2 separate regions of the Homo sapiens genome follow, and region 2 is linked to region 1. A link is a contact called in ENCODE Hi-C or POLR2A ChIA-PET data. All regions are on one chromosome and are shown on one strand. Each heading gives the region's core, a stretch centred on a gene start or an enhancer-like site at or near the end of the contact. The rest is flanking DNA. Distances are from core to core; before and after follow the strand shown. Region 1 overlaps MAGI3 (membrane associated guanylate kinase, WW and PDZ domain containing 3). Region 2 holds the start of PHTF1 (putative homeodomain transcription factor 1).

Region 1 (5,236 bases), core at 1,030-3,529:
CAGGAAACTTCATTGTGCAATATGTTACAAGATCCTAGACCATCCCATTTAGTTAAAAGAATATGTGGTAGTATTCATTGATCTTTTTATGATGTTTATGAAGCTAAATTTACTTGATGAAGTTCATAGGTAGACAAATGCTGATGATAAGTATCTATATAAAAAGTGTGGAGAAAAAATAACTGATGTAGAAATAACAAATTTCATTAAATCGATCATTCTCATTAGTTGATAAATCTAAAAAACAAAAATACTTTTCAATTGAAAGTGTTTATCCTTTCTTCAACAAAATCTTAGCCATCAAAGTTTTCAAAAATACTGCCTTTTGACAATAAAATGCAAAAACCAGAAGTAATGATAAACCCAGAACATATTAAGAGATTCATTTTAAATCTGGAAATCAGTATTTATATAATGTATATGTTACAGGTTTGTATATAGCAATTGATGATTATATTCAAAGGACTTTTTCTCATTTTGAATATGTATGTGTCTTCAAAACCAGGAACTTACAGGATAAAAAAAATTGGGTTTGCTATGGTTAAATTCTTATTAAAGTTTCTAATAAGGTTGTTTTTCATTGTTTACTTGTGTTAATTATTTATAAAATAACTTAGAAAATGAACAGGCACAGTGGCTCACACCTGTAATATCTGCACTTTGGGAGGCCAAGGCAGGAAGTTCACTTGAGCCCAGGAGTTCAAGGCTGCAGTGAGCTATAATTGTGCCACTGCATTCCAGCCTAGGCAACATAGTAAGACCTCGTATCCACAAAACAATAAAAAAATTTAAAACTAGCTGGGTGCAGTGGCACACTCTTGTAGTCCTAGCTGCTACCTGGGAGCCTGGGGTGGAAGGATTACTTGAGCCCAAGAGTTCAAGGCTGCAGGGAGCTATGATCATGCCACTGCATTCCAGTCTGGGCAACAGAGTGAGATACTGTCTCCAAAAAAATATAAAAGTAAAAAACATAAAAATTGAAAGTAAACAGGGTATAATGGATTCAGATGGCAAATGATAATAATGACTTCCGGGGGATACTGAGAGTTAACACAGCCAAAACAGAGAAAGTGCTCTCAACTCATAGCTTCACTTCCAATCTCAAGAGTTGCCCATTTCAGCAAACAGCATTCATTATACACTTTATTATTCAGATCAAAAAATTAGGGCCATCCTTGACTCTTTCTTTCATACCACTCCAATCCATCAGTCAAATTCTACTTGCTGCCCTGAATCTCCATTGCACCCACCTGGACCCAAGCCACCAGCACAAGCAACGATGTCCTACCTGGTCTTTCTACTTCCACTTTTGTTTTCTTCTTGTCTGTCTTCCACACAGATCATAAACATCTCACTTTGAAAAACAAACAAACAATCTAAAGGTTTTCCAACACATTTCCAAAAATCCAAACTCCTTCTTATGGCCCACAAGTTCCTACGTGACCTGGTTTTTGGCTACTTCTCCAGCATTACCTCTTCTTACTCTCCCACTTAGTTCACTGTTCTTCAGCCACATTGGCCTCCTTTCTGTCCCTGAATTTATTGTCACCACATAGTTCTTTATGCTGGGAAATGCTCTTAGAACAGGTGCCCTCATGGCTTCCTCTTCCTCATCCTTCATGACTCAATTCAAATGTCACCTTTTCAGCAAAGACTTCTTTGACTCCATCTAAAAAGCTCTTGCCATACAGTATGCCATTCATAATTGGTCAATACCTATTTTATCTTCTCTATATTTATCAGTATTATTTATAATTAAATTTATCTTATTTATACACAGCTTATTATCTATCTATCCCCTCTGCAATGTAATCCTCTTAAGAACAGAATATATCTTCTTCACCACTGCAATCCTACCACCAAGAACAGGAACTAGCACTTAAAAGGTACTCAAATATCGGTCATTTAATTGACAAAATCTATGAAAATTACCATATAGTCCTTGCTGAGGACAAGATGAGAAATGTACGGGGCAGCACATGACCTCCATTCTCCAACTTAATTCAGTATTTCTTATCGAATAAGACATAGAAATGTCTGCTTATCAACCTGTTACTGTCGTATAATCTCAAACACAAATTGACTTTCAGATTAATTGTAAGGGTCAAATGGGAAATTGTAGATTTGTAAAAAAGAGATAATGATGGCTCTGCCCTCCTCCAAATTCCTTTCCTGAAAGAAAAGTCTGTTTACAGATATCAAGCAAATGAAAACCTGCCAAATTTTGATCTCTTTCAACAATCATGTTGGTTTAATTCCACTGAAAAAAAGAAATATGACTCAGAACAATATAGGAGCCAGTCAGGCTCCTTCTCTTCCCCTGACTCATGACTGCGTACTAGCGAGCCAACTTTAAGCAAACACAACCTAGTAAAACACAAAGGAGCTTGGAAAGCCTTTGCATGAATCAGCTCAAAAACATGTGTATCCAACTCAACTCTCATATTAATTCATACCTATTCTTACTAATTCCAAAAGTTTTTAATTTTCTCTTTGGTTTCTAGATATAACCAATCGGCCTGCAAATAAATGGGAACTGTATCTCCTTTTTTCCAAAAGCCCTGCTTCTAATTTCTGTTATGTTTTATTGCATTGTCTAGAACTTGGAAAAAAAAAAAAAAGGCTGTATCCGCAAGCCTCTTTATTTTATCCTATTTTCATAGAAATGACTCTATCATTTCATTATATAGCAAGATACTGGGATATTGGTTTGGACAGAAATTCTTCTTTGTTTTTCTTTAACTGAAGAAGTCTTCATCCAAACCATTAAATACTTTTATAAAGAATGAATATTGAGTTTTATCAAACTCTTTTGTGGCATTAAGATCACCATGTGGTTTTTCATTTTTAATCTAATATTCACCTACTTTTTAAATTCAATGTATAACTTATGTTATGAAATGTTCTTTTAATATCCTGCTGAATCTGATTTGCTAGAATTTTATATTGACTTTTCCCATCCATATTCATGACTGAACTAGGTCTGTATTACTACTTTTTGGTACTTTATCAAATTTGAGATTGAAATAAAATGAACTGGATAGCTTTCTATATGTATATGGGTATGTTACAAAACAGTTGGATATAGAAAATTATTTCCTAGAAAGCTTACAAGAATGTGTCTGTGAAACAACTTAGGTTGTTTTTTATGTTTGAGAGGGAGAGAGAGAGAGGATGGGTTTCTAAATCTCACTATTAAAGAAAAAATGGGGCCGGGCGTGGTGGCTCACGCCTGTAATCCCAGCACTTTGGGAGGCTGAGGTGGGCGGATCACGAGGTCAGGAGATCAAGAACATCCTGGTTAACATGGTGAAATCCTGTCTCTACTAAAAATACAAAAAAAAAAAAAAAAAAAAATTAGCCGGGCGTGGTGGCGGGCGCCTGTAGTCCCAGCTACTCGGGAGGCTGAGGCAGGAGAATGGCGTGAACCCGGGAGGCAGAGCTTGCAATGAGCCGAGATCATGCCACTGCACTCCAGCCTGGGCGACAGAGCAAGACTCCATCTCCAAAAAAAAAAGAGAGAGAAAAAAGAAAAAACGGAAGAGGTTATTTGACTATGCAAGTCCTTATTTAATCAGAAAATACTGAGTACCTCTCTCTGTGCTAGGCAAGAATAAGCAAAACAGCCATCAATTCTACCATCAAAGAAATTATGATATACTTGGGGAGAAAGAGACATAAATACCCAGAAATAATTGTTAATAGTGTTAAGTATGAAAACAAAGTATAAGGAGCTATGAGAGCAGATGGCACAGGGACCCAAACCTAGTCTGTGAAGAGTAAGGTTCAGTTTCCCCATGACATGAAACTTGAGTAGAAATCTAAGGATTAATAGAAATTAAGTGTTCAAAACACACAAAACAAACAGGACGTGCAAAGGTCCTGGTGCAAAAGAGAACAGTATTAGATGAACAGAAAGAAGATCAATATGGCCAGAGTGCAGGAGCCCAAGGGAAAAGAATGCAAGGCCTGGATGGCAAGAAACAGGTCAGATCAGGGAGGACTGGAAGACAAGTTGAAAGTATCTATCTTTATCTTGAGAACAATGGGAAGCTATTTAGGGGAATTTCAAGCAGAAGAATGACATAATCACAGTCTTCTATTTCTCTAGCTGATTTTTATATCTGCTAGGAAATTTTAGATTTCATCAAGATTTCCAAATATATTACCACACAACTCTGCATAGCAGTCTCTCACACTATTTAGGATCTCTCCCTGATCCTCTTTTTAACTTTTTAAATGATTTCCCCCGTTCTTTTTCTTTTCCAATTAGATTTGCTGTAGGTACTCATATATTATTGGGATTTTTCAGAAAGTCCACTCTCGAATTTATCCTACTGTATTTCTATGTCATTTTTATTATTTCCTTCCTCCAGCTTATTTTTTTATTTCTACCCTGACCCACTATTTATCTTTTAATGAACAAGAGGTAATGCCCAGAACTATGACATCTATTCTGGACCACACATTAATTTTTCACGTATGCCTTCTCTGGTTCTACTTCTTGTTTATTCTGTACCTAATCTCCAATACTACATACTTCAGATTCATGTTTCTGGCTATATTTTCAACAATAATATCACTATTTCCCTTTTTCAAGGTTGATAAGGATGATGATGACTATCATTTACTGAGCATTTACTATACACCAGGCACTGTTGTAAGAACTTCACATGAATCCATTTAATTCTCATTGAAATTCTGTGTAATACAAGAACAGAAAACCAAATACCGCATGTTCTCACTCATAAGTGGGAGTTGAACAATGAGAACACATAGAGACAGGGAGGGGAACATCATACACCGGGGCCTGTCGAGGGATGGGGGGCTAGGGGAGGGATAGCATTAGGAGAAATACCTAATGTAGAGATGGGTTGATGGGTGCAGCAAACCACCATGACATGTATATACCTATGTAACAAACCTGCACATTCTGCACATGTATCCCAGAACTTAAAGTATAATAAAATAAATAAATAAAAGAAATTCTGTGTAATAGATACTAATCCCTATTTTATAATGAGGTAACTGAGACAAGAGAGGTAAGGTAATTTGCCCGAGGTCACACAGCTACTAAGTGAAATTAAAATGTACGGACAGGTCATACTTGTTAGCTTGACTCCAGAGAGTAAGCTGCACTGCCTCTTATGGGTAAAAAGTAGTTAGCCTTTCTTCTCTTGAACTGAATCAGGCTAAAGACTGAGCTAAGCTACCCCTAAAGGAAGAAGACCCTGAA
Region 2 (5,236 bases), core at 692-3,191, 300 kb before region 1:
TTTTTGTGTGAAGTTATCTTTAATTGAGGTACCTGTCCTAAGCACTGATAGCCTTTGGTTCTGTCTAGGAAAGGAAAAGAAAGGGACTTCACATTTTTTGAGTAACTGCCATGGGCCAGGCAGTTTATATGAGGGTTTCTCATTTAATCCTCACATCCTTAAGAAGGTGACTATCTCCATAATACAGGTGAGAAAACAGGCTTGTTAGTTGAATAAATTGCTTAAGATCACAGATTATTGGTTGGGAGCAAGGATTCAGACCTTGTTCGCTGGTAGCCGCAGGAAGCACTGAATAGTTTCCAACAGGGCACCTGAAAAATGGTTTACTACTTACCACTATTCTCTAATACTTCTTACCTGATTCAGTTCCTCCAGACACTCCCTGAAAATCTGTGTGCCAAACAGTGAAGTAAAGTACTTTTGCTATTAATGTAATTGAGGTTAAATATTTACGTGTGCAAAATTCGACGTTTTTCACTTGTCATTTATCTCTTTTTTCAAGTTGGCCATTTGTCTTGAAGCTCAACAGAATTGTAATGTTTAGCACTAAGGAAAGGAAAAGCTGTCAAGGAGCAAAAGCAGAAGGAAACCACTGCCAATGTGTGCAATATAAAAATAAGGGTAAAATAATTTTTACTTTATTTGAGACAGGTCTCTGTTGCCTAGGCCGAAGTGCAGTGGTGCAATCATAGCTCACTACAGCCTCGAACTCGTGGACTCAGACGATCCTCCTGCCTCAGTCTTCGAAGTAGCTGGGACTACAGGTGCGCGCCACCACCCCCGGCTAATTTTTTTTTTTTAAGAGACGGGGTCTGGCCATGTTGCTAAGGCTGGTCTCAAACTCCTGTGCTCAAGCTACATTTCCGCCTCAGGCCTCCCAAAGCGCCCAGATTGCAGGCGTGAGCCACTGCGCCCAGGCTGGGTGAAGTAATTTGTAAAACTTAGTCCTGTGGGAGTTATTTTAGCTTAGTCGATTTTCCTCATCCGTGAAATGGGATAACTTCCACCTGGTGCCCACTCAATAGATAAGAAGAAATAATGTCTGCAAAACATTGAGTACAGCGCCTCTTAGGCTTTCTTAAGTGAAGCTATCATCTGTCATTAGCTTTCTCTGACCCAGATGCTACACGCTGTGGGCTAGCAAGAACACGGCTTCAAATAAGGTGGGGAGAATGGCTGTAAGGGGACAGTGTTCCATTAATGGCCAAAAAAAAAAAAAAAAAAAAAGCAGCCTAAAAATCCTTTTAACGTATCCTTAAATATTCACTTGAGGGTTCAACCTTTCTTTCCTTTCTCCTGACCTCTATCGGCCCTAATTAACCTGTTCCTGCCGCCACCTAACTTTACCCTAATTTGGAAAAAGCTGTGACTGCCCAATACTTGTTCCTCTTTTCCCCCTACACCTTTGAGCACTAGAAAGCTCCAGACCCAGAGCTGCTGAGGGGCGGGAGAGGAAGGGAGTCACTAAGCCGCAGCCTGGCCCTTCCTCCCAGGGCAGCGTAAATTCACGCAAACATTGATTCGTTCGCTCAACAAACATTGGGAACCTAAGTGCCAGGCTTGTGCCAGGCCCCAGTCTCTGACCTCATGGAGCCCACAGCCCACTGGGGAACAGAGATTAAGCCATGAAACACGAAAATGAGTGCCACAAAGACGTGAGCTACTAGAGTATCAGGACCGACCTCCTTTAGACCGCTGGATGGGAGAGTCGTTTGTGAGGAAGTGACTTTTAAGCTGAGGCCTGAAGGGTGATCTGAGGGAGCTGCTCTTGGCCATCGATATGCCGCGCGACTCCCCAGGCCCTCGGACCCGGAGCCTGGACCAAGGCTGGGCGGGAAGGCCCCGGGCCAGGGGCGGAGCCACCTCGGCGGCGAAAGCCGGAAAGCGGAAGCCGAAGGCTGCTGCCCGGTGGTCGGCTGAGCGGCTCTAGCCCAGATCTCAGACGGCTGAGTCACTGCATCCCGGCGCGGCCCGCAGAAGACGAGCGCCGCTGCCGCCGCCTCCTCCTCCCGGGCTCCCGGGCTCTCGGGGTCCGGGGCCTTTGCACCTGTCTTTTCCAGCTGGGCACAAAGCCTTTTGCTGTCGCCGTGGCGACTGGAGGCCTTCACTTTTAATCCCCCTCATTTTCCAGTTCATTCTCTGCTTATTTTCTGGTCAGTCCGTGACCCTGTAGGCGGCCTCTGACCGGCGATCGATTTGCCGCCCTCAGGGCGCTGGGCGGCCGGCTGCCTCCGAAGCTGGGGCGGCCTCCGCGGTCTCCATGGTAACGGCCTCTCCGGCGTCTCCGCCTGGAGGGGAAGATGCGGCCTGCCTGGCCCGCCGCCTCGCCCCCGGCCTCACGGTGGGACCCCGGGCACTGAGGACGGAGGTCCCGGGCGCCGGCCCGCGGGGCAACGGGCACTAGGTGAGAGCCGGACGCGGGCGAGCGAAGGAGGCGGGTGCCGGGCGACTCCAGCGGCGGCCCCTGCCCCTCCCCCGCACCCACGAACACGCTCGCCCGATATATTGCAGAGGCTTCTCCGGTCGCCGCTGCGCCAGTTTTTTTTTGTTTGTTTGTTGTGTTTTCCCTGGCAAACAGCTGGAGAAAGAGCAGCTCATGGAGAGGCTGAGAGAAGCGGTTTTCGCGTCCTACCCAAACTGGGAGAGTAACCTTCAGCAGCTGGACTCACCGATTGGTTTTCCTTCATTTTCAGTGAAATCCCATTCTCTGGCTGGAGACACAGATGGCCTCAAATGAGAGAGATGCTATATCGTGGTACCAAAAGAAGGTAATACATATATATATTTTTTTTATTTGTAAAGCATTCTTCCTGCAAAAAGCTCCCACAAATAATATAATGTTACTTTCCCCCGAGTTTAGTAGTGCCAGGTGTTCATGTATACTTCAACATAAATGAAAAAAAAAAAAAAAAGATGTACAAGGTCATTATGTCTTTTAAACCCGGTTCCAGGTCCCAGAATAAGGTTTACAAGCCACCTCCTTCAGGCTGCATACACAATGCCACCGCAATGCTTTGAAAGTTTGCTTCTGATCAAACTGCTTAAAAACAAAAAAGACATGAAACCTGTATGTGCACAGCTCAGATTGATACTATCAACAATCTTATTGAGCTGTTCCTTATCTTTTATTCCTCTCTAGTTTTTCTAGTGCTCTTTTCCTTAAGAAGTGGATTTTTTTTTTTTTTTTTTTTTTTTGAGACGGAGTTTCGCTCTTGTTGCCCAGGCTGGAGGGCGATGGCGCGACCTCGGCTCACTGCAAGCTCCGCCTCCCGGGCTCAGCCTCTGGAGTAGCTGGGATCACAGGCGCCCACCACCACGCCCGGCTAATTTTTTGTATTTTTAGTAGGGACGGGGTTTCACCATGTTGGTCAGGCTGGTCTCAAACTACAGGCGTGAGCCACCATGCCCGCCCAAGAAGTGGAAATATCTTTTAAGGTAATATTAATTTGAAATATTTTGGGCATTGCTTTTGAACTTACTTTTAGGTCCAGCTATTTTAGATTTTTGAAGGAAACAGTCCTTCGAAGTATTGATTTATTCTAACTTTTGAGAAGCATATTTTCCACATAGCATATTGATACTTAATAGGCTCATGACTTTTATGAGGCTTGACTTAATAATGTAAGGATTTCCTTTGCATCGTTTAACTAATAGACTACTCCCTCTTTCAGATTGGAGCCTACGATCAGCAGATATGGGAAAAGTCAATCGAACAGACTCAGATTAAGGTAAATTGATTTCTTTGATTCCGCCTATGTTTCACTGCATTAATATGAAGAGTGGAATTGTACTTACCTGGTAAACTCTGCATTTAACTACCAGTATGGCATTCTTTAATCTTTGAAGGTTATAAGAAAAGCAGTGCAAGCATAATGAGAAGTGACACTTGATTTTTGGCCTCACTATCAGGAAAACAGAAAGGAGTGAGTTGTTCTATGATGAATTAGAGAGCAAATGTCCCATATAAATAGGGCTGGGGTTACTTAGCTCTGGCTAGTTTTTACCACTTGGCAGTGCAGGTCCAAATATTGCCAGAGTTTCAGATTTTTCAAGAGAAGCTGGAAATACACATTTTTATATGAAATATATTGTGCATTTTGTGTCGGATTTTTAAGAGACTCTTCCTTCTCTTCCTCCTCCTCCTTTGCAAGCCAAATAAAATCCATTTGTGGCCTGAATCCAGCCTATGGTCCCCCATTTTATTCAATCACTGGCTTAGAGTATGTGTTTTTGTTTGTTTTTTTGTTTTGTTTTGTTTTTGAGACAGAGTCTCACTCTGTCGTCCAGGCTGGAGTGCAGTGGCGTGATCTTGGCCCACTGCAAGCTCCGCCTCCTGGGTTCACGCCATTTTCCTGCCTCAACCTCCAGAGTAGCTGGGACTACAGGCGCCCACCACCACGCCCGGCTAATTTTTTGTATTTTTAGTAGAGACGGGGTTTCACTGTGTTAGCCAGGATGGTCTCGATCTCCTGACCTTGTGATCTGCTCACCTCCGACTCCCAAAGTGCTGGGATTACAGGCGTGAGCCACCGCGCCCGGCCTAGAGTATGGTTTTAAGTTTTTCAGGTTCTTAAACTTTTTTCTACACAGCTCTTAGAACTGAGAGGATTCTTATTTTATACTAACCAAGTGACCAAAAACTGTTATATAATTCAGAATGCCAGTTTATTAACTTATAATAGGGGAGGAGAGGGTTAAATTATCTTCTGATATTCCAAAGTCAGAGTTGTGGGGTTAAGCCATTTGGGGATGCTGGTACAAATTCATCATGGAATGGTTGCTTGGTAACCAAATGTAATTGGATAGTCTTGAGATGTGGAAAAGCCTAAAGAACCATCCTTGGCCCTCAAAAGAATATAACTCTCTGCGACTTTAATACTTACTTAAATCTTATGGATTCAGGGCCTCACTTCCTTGCAAAGTGCTGATAAATGCCAGCTGATTCTTGTTTTTGCATTACCTTTCAAAAAGTATTGCAGCAGACCCTTCATTAATACTTAAAAAAACTGGGTGAATACAACTTAATATTATCTGTTCTGTTAAATAGGCCAATCAATAGAAAGCTACTTGAACAACAAGTAGCCGACTAACTTTTCACAATTTGGTATAGTCCTTGATTATTTATATTAGTGGGAGATGGGGTTAGGATGAATAAGTCTCCAGATTTTATTTTGTGATTCTCTAAAGCCTGTCCTGTTATTTTTTTGTGAGCTGCTAAACATCACTGATAGTAAGT

Evidence for each region. A loop is a pair of places that touch in the nucleus more often than their neighbours do. ChIA-PET counts read pairs that join two places held with the same protein, here RNA polymerase II (POLR2A).
Region 2: a map of chondrocyte shows a loop between it and region 1 (2.2-fold over the local background). The contact joins the promoter of PHTF1 here to the enhancer-like site in region 1. A Hi-C loop is called at or near these places in 1 of 168 maps with a recorded cell type or tissue (chondrocyte). POLR2A ChIA-PET finds 5 or more read pairs at or near these places in 2 of 52 experiments (Panc1 and WTC11).

The regions. Positions count from the first base shown.
Region 1 is chr1:113,454,239-113,459,474 of GRCh38, reverse strand. All of the region lies in intron 1 of MAGI3 (membrane associated guanylate kinase, WW and PDZ domain containing 3), which reads right to left. Among named protein-coding and RNA genes, the nearest start is that of MAGI3, 66 kb to the right of the region's middle. Within about 2 kb of position 2,279, at least 6 of the 41 ENCODE cell types and tissues checked have a DNase peak (open chromatin) inside an H3K27ac peak, as active enhancers do; they include Panc1, where a contact is called at or near this core.
Region 2 is chr1:113,756,191-113,761,426 of GRCh38, reverse strand. PHTF1 (putative homeodomain transcription factor 1) reads left to right here and starts at 1,941. Exons shown (of 19, transcript NM_001323043.2): 1 at 1,941-2,404; 2 at 2,694-2,768; 3 at 3,672-3,728. The coding sequence starts at 2,724. RefSeq lists enhancers at 1,489-2,068, 4,347-4,902 and silencers at 2,219-2,538, 3,172-3,301.